2 separate regions of the Homo sapiens genome follow, and region 2 is linked to region 1. A link is a loop called in an ENCODE intact Hi-C map of the cell type or tissue named here. Cell type or tissue: breast epithelium. All regions are shown on one strand. Each heading gives the region's core, and the rest is flanking DNA. Links, peaks and the distances in the headings are about the cores only.

Region 1 (2,919 bases), core at 151-2,650:
ACACCTACTAGACAGACTTTGGTCACAAACCATTGTTTGCTCTGCGGACCCAACCGATTTTGTCGCAGGCTATTGTATGTTCTTCAAGCCCACTGAATTCTCAGAAAAATCACTTACTATCCCCCTAAAATCACCCACACTTCCCCATCTCCCTTTCCCCTAAGAAAGCAGGGTATATAAGCATCTGTATCCCACTGATCAATCACTGGGATTCTCACTGTGTGCACAGTAGTCATAAATTTGTTTGCCTTTTCTCTTAGTAATCTGCCTTTTTGTGAGTTGATTTTTCAGCAAATCTTCTGAGGGCAAAGCCGGAAAGCCTTCCCTTTGCACCCACAGTAGATACATAATAAATGCCCCTAATAGACACCATAATAAAAACTCTTTTTCTTCCTTAAAGGTACCCACCTTTCTTGGTGGTGGAGAGAGAGGAAGTCCGAAACACAAATCACTGCAGTATATGACTGACTCCAACAGGTTAGGCAAGTCGGGAGCCACAGAAGGTCTTTGAGCAGCAGAGAGGGATGGCAAGAGCTGCACCACAGGCAGAGAAGCAATACCACCTGTAGCACTGAGCACTTGAAATGTGGCTAGTCCACACTGAAACATGCTGTAGGTATAAAATGCACACTGGATGTCCAAGATTGAGTGCCATAAAAAGAATATAAAATACTCATTAATAGCTTTACAGGCCAGGCACAGTGGTTCATGCCTGTAATCCCAGCACTTTGGAAGGCCAAGGCAGGAGGATTACTTGAGGCCAGGAGTTTGAGACCAGCCTGGGCAACACAGTGAGACTCTGTCTCCACAAAAAATAAAAAAAATTAAAAATTAGCCAGGTATGGTGGCTTGAGCCTGTAGTCCCAGCTATTCAGGAGGCTGAGGTGGGAGGATCGCTTGAGCCCGGGAGTTGGAGGCTGCAGTGAGCTGAGATCACGCCACTGCCCTCCAGCCTGGGTGACAGAGCAAGATCCCATCTCAAAAAAAAAAAAAATAGTTTTTATACTGATTACATGTTGAAATGATACTATTTTGAATATATTACATGAAATGAAATATATTTTTAAATGAATTCTACCAGTTTCCTTCTCTTTTTTAATGTGGCTGCTAAAAAATTCAAAATTATATACATGGCTCACATTATGTTTCCATTGGACAGCACTGGCCCTGGAATGTTTGCCGGATGTATCAGAGCACGGCTGGGGGCAGCAACAACATCTGGGCCATTTCATTCCAGCCAGACTGCTGATGTCCCCTTAGCCCCACCCTGCCTCTCCCACTGCACTGCTAGTTCACTGAGTAATTAACATGCCTTGAAGCAAAAAGCCCCGGCTCCTGAATGTGCTTGACAATGCTCAGAGAGTTTTACAAAGTTGTGTCAACAGGAAACATCCAGACAGTGTTCTCAAACACCCCATGTTATCCAGAGGAGGGATCCAGCGCCAAAGTGCCTGGCTCTTAGCCCCGTGATCTCGTGGCCACAGCTCCGTCCCAGCAGCAGCTATTTCACAAGGTAAATTAAAAAGCAACCAGCATTTTCCTCTCCAACTGGCACCAAATGGATTGTTTTTCTGTAACTATTTCCCTGGTGGAGAGCTCCCTAAAGCCTGCAGGATCTATCCCAACGGACTGCATGCCTGATGCTTCCAGGGATGGAGAATGCACAAAGCAGATATTGTTCCCCTGCACTTGGCTTTGGTCTGCATGCCCCAGGCTCAGACTTGAAATTCAAACCAACAATGCCGCTGACCTTCTGGGTGGGGACCTTGAAACTATGCCTCTCCTTTTCTCTGTCAGCAAAATGGCAATGCTGGGTTGCACGGTCTGGAATATTCTGGGAGAAGGCATGCTACCAGGGCAGTTAAGTGGATGTGTTCTGCAGTCAGAAGGGCCAGGGTTCAAGTCCCGGTTCTGCCACCAACAGGCCAGGCGGCCTGGGGCAAATTACTTTGCCTGTGTGAGCCTGTTTTTTCATTTGTAAAATGGGAATGCAGAGAGGGATGATCTCATGGATTGCTGGGTGGTAGGATTAGATAATGGGGGAAAGATATGTAGTGAGATATTTGGCACCTAGGAAGCACCAAATAAAGTCATCCAATAAATAAAGACTTCACAGTTTGTTTTGGAAGCATTTGTCCAAGCCTCAGAAGGCCTTGGTCCATGCTGGGGTCTCATATCTCTTCCAGCTGCTGCTAAGCAACTCGGGATGCTCAGATTCTGATGCTGCTTCCAGATCCAGAGGATCTGCACCCAGCAAAGGCAGGGACAGGGAGGGGCGAGGGAGAGGGCTCTCTCTGGGGATGCTTTCAAACTAGAAGGAAGCAAAGCTGCGACTGGCGGGTTGGGAGGGGGTCACAAATCTAGACAGGAACAATGCTGTCATTTCGTTTTAGAAATTCCTTAATCTTACTATTTTTTATTTACATTTCAGTAGTCACATTTTGAACATTCAATGTCTTCGGGCAGAAACAAAAATTTCTCAGAACTGTCAGTGACTGGGTGGCCCTATGGCCTCTTAGCTAAATTTGTGTTTGTTTTTTGGTGGTGGTGGTGGTTTTTTTGTGTGTGTTTGTTTTTTAACAGAGTTTCACTCTGTTGCCCAGGCTGGAGAGCAGTGGCACAATCTTGGCTCACTGCAAACTCCACCTCCCGGGTTCAAGTGGTTCTCTTGCCTCAGCCTCTCGAGTAGCTGGACTATTAGCACCCATCACCACATCTGGCTAATTTTTGTATTTTTAGCAGAGATAGGGTTTCACCATGCTGGCCAAGCTGGTCTCGAACTCCTGACCTCAAGTGATCAGCCCCTCTCGGCCTCCCAAAGCGCTGGGATTACAGGCATGAGCCACTGTACCTGGCCAAATTTGTGATGTTAAATAAATGCTCTCTCTCTCTACTGAAGTCAAGAGAAAAGCAAGATAT
Region 2 (2,919 bases), core at 179-2,678, 1.3 Mb before region 1:
TTTTTTTTTGAGACAGGGTCTCACTCTGCCACCCAGGCTAGAATGCAGTGGCTTGATCTCGGCTTACTGCAACCTCTGCCTCTCGGGTTCAAGCGATTGTCCTGCCTCAGCCTCCTGAGGAGCTGGAATTACAGGTGCATGCCACCATGCCCAGCTAAATTTTGTATTTTTAGTAGAGGCAGGGTTTCATTACATTGTAAAGGCTGGGTTCGAACTCCTTACCTTAGGTGATCCACCCGCCTTAGCCTTCCCAAAGTGATGAGATTACAGATGTGAGCCACGGTGCCCAGCCACAGTTCTGGATCACATTTTTTTTGTCACAAAAAAAGGTATTCATAATAATAAAATCACCTGAAATTTATTTGGACACTTTACTACTTTTACAAAGTACTCAGCAGCAGTTAGACAGAGCTGGCTTTCCTTGCCTCCTGCTCGGTGGCTGTATCATTCCAGGCAAGTCACTTTGTCTTGCATTGCCTCCAATTTCCTCTCATTTTAAGGACTAGCAATTTATACATCGATTAAGTTGAGGGGATTGATTAGATCACATACCTAACCTCCTCATAGAGTAACCAGAGAATGGGAAGGTATTTAATAAATTGCAATTACTATAATTATTTCACAATAATTATTTATATTTCCCCACAGTCCCCTGAGGCAGACAGGCCCAGCTCAGGGCTCCGTCACCTAGTATGCCTGGGGGAATCTGCTCCAGAGCAAAGTCATGTAGCTTGAACAATCCTATCCAAAAAGTCAGGAACAGAGGTGAAGGGAAGCTCATGTCTTCTAAATCTTAATCTTGTTTACATTCTATTGAACCTGATAAACTTGAACCCTTTTTGAAATTGAAAAACGTGGTTCCTACAGGGCTTTCCCAGAACCTCTTGACTCTAAAATTCCCCATCCAAGCTCTTAAAATAAATCCGTCTGTACCTTATCGGGCTGTTGGCAGCATCAGGGTCTTTGGCATGCACTCTCCCAACCACGGTGCCAGCAGCTGCATTTTCTTGGACTTCGTGGATGTAACTTGGGGCCAAGAACATAGGGGGCTCATCAGCATCTTCTACTGAGATCTTGACGGTCACAGTGTCCTTGAAAGGGCCATTGCTGATAAACTTCGGGTCGATGTGCACGTTGGCTGCCTCTACCTTCAAGCTATAGGCTCTTTTGGTTTCAAAATCTACAGGCTGGCAAGAATGAAGAGAAGATTGACAACCAATTCCTTGAAAGAATAATGGAAGAGAAAGACCCGATTGTTTTATAGGGACGAGTGAATATTCCTCAAAGAGAGAAAATCAGAGTCTACTCAATTTCCAATTACCTGAGCCATTTGGTCAGAAAATCACACAAATCAATTGCTGAAACCTAGAATGTGCTTAATGGGTCATTCGAAGAGCACAACAGACACAGAAAGACCACGTCATCTAAAATGAAACTTATTCTATATAGCAACACTAATGTTGCCCAAATAAGTCACTAAGAATTACCTAAGGAAGGGAATTAAAACATTGCAAAAATACATTTGGTACCTCATTCTGAAAACTAAGAATCCTGGTAACAAAAATACCACTGAATTTCAGCCAAAAAGCATGTCTTGTTTGATGACTGCTTCATACCTCTCCCACCCGCAACCATCCAGCTTGATCATATTGAAAGCTTCATGTTGAAAGTTTCTGACCACGTTGTTTCCCAATGTCTGGGACTCTTACCAGCAGTGGCCCATAAGATGACATAGGGTGGTTTATAGGTAATTTGATAGGTGAGGTTGTCAAATGATATTAACTCACATAGTGAGATAATTCTTTCTTTTCCAAGTCTTTAAATCCTTGACACACCAAGTAGAACATCTCCGTTTTAACACATCTGCTCTGCTTCACAATCTCTTTTGTGAGATATTATGATACAACTCTAGCTAGAATGTAATGGCATCGTTTTGGTTTGATTGCATTTATTTTTAAGTTACCTTCTATTTTTGGCAAGTGACAAGATAATAAGGGAAATGTTTCCTTTTTTAAAATGCTTCTTTTTTTAAAAAAAAAAAGAATGCATATATATTAAAGATGGTCTATTTAAAGAAAAACAAATGAAAGCAGTAAAATTTTACACAAATATGAAAGAAAAAAAATGAGTAGTAGCATTTGAATGGCTGTAGTTATAGGGAAATTGATAGTAAACACTGCCTAATTTTGAATGAGAGGAGTTACAGTGAATCAGTCAGCAAAGGATGGAAAGTAACATTGTAGCAGAGAAACAAGCCCGGCTGCCTGGGAAACAACTTTCTAATTAGTGCTCTGGATGTTGCTGAACTACCAAATGTTTGGAAAGAGTTTCATCTTTTAAGGCGAGCATCTGCCTGCCATGCTGTTGTCATTTGCCTGGCAAACGCTTATTCTGAATGGGCATATAGTCATGGGGCTTATTCCTGATCTAATTTTGCAGTACTCTACACTAAAGCTGATGATCCCAGTTTCAACAGGGTTAAGCAAGTTCAATATCCTTGATACTTTTTCTATCATCTTCCCACCTCCATCTTCCCAGAGTCAGGAAACACTACCTTTTCCTAAATCTAAATCTGCCCCCAGCCTTTCCATCATCCTGGGACCCAGCAGTTCCTTTATCCTTGGCTAGGTTACTGAGCAGCAGAAAGGAATGATATTTATAGGCTGAACATACAAGATTGCTGCAACTTCTAAAAAATCCTTTCAAATATTAGATAGCATTAAACACTGGAATATGATAGTTCTGAGACTGGGTAATTTATAATCAGAAAAGTGGAAATTTTCTAATATCACATAGTCTGTTGATCTTGCTAGAGCAGAAACTTTTGTACTTGGTTTAGGCATATGCCTGAGAACCTGGAGCTATTTTCCCACTGGGAAGCCCTGTGGGTGTTGAGGATAATATCCTCATGCTGCAGTT

Evidence for each region. Hi-C counts contacts between places; a loop is a spot of excess contacts. Peaks named below come from ENCODE experiments on the same cell type or tissue, not always from the same donor. Only the 100,000 strongest peaks of a DNase experiment are listed, where the experiment ranks them.
Region 2: a loop joins it to region 1, with 22 times the contacts of the local background. A loop is called at or near these places in 1 of 110 quality-filtered maps.

The regions. Positions count from the first base shown.
Region 1 is chr16:66,249,526-66,252,444 of GRCh38, forward strand. All of the region lies in intron 1 of LOC105371317 (a long non-coding RNA gene), which reads right to left. Among named protein-coding and RNA genes, the nearest start is that of CDH5, 120 kb to the right of the region's middle. In breast epithelium, for the core only: a CTCF peak has its summit at 1,578; a DNase peak (open chromatin) is centred at 1,576; H3K4me3 peaks cover 800 bases; H3K27ac peaks cover 2,164 bases.
Region 2 is chr16:64,981,115-64,984,033 of GRCh38, forward strand. It overlaps CDH11 (cadherin 11), which reads right to left. Exons shown (of 13, transcript NM_001797.4): 8 at 934-1,187. Among named protein-coding and RNA genes, the nearest start is that of CDH11, 140 kb to the right of the region's middle. In breast epithelium, for the core only: no CTCF peak of the experiment used is centred there; no DNase peak of the experiment used is centred there; H3K27ac peaks cover 16 bases.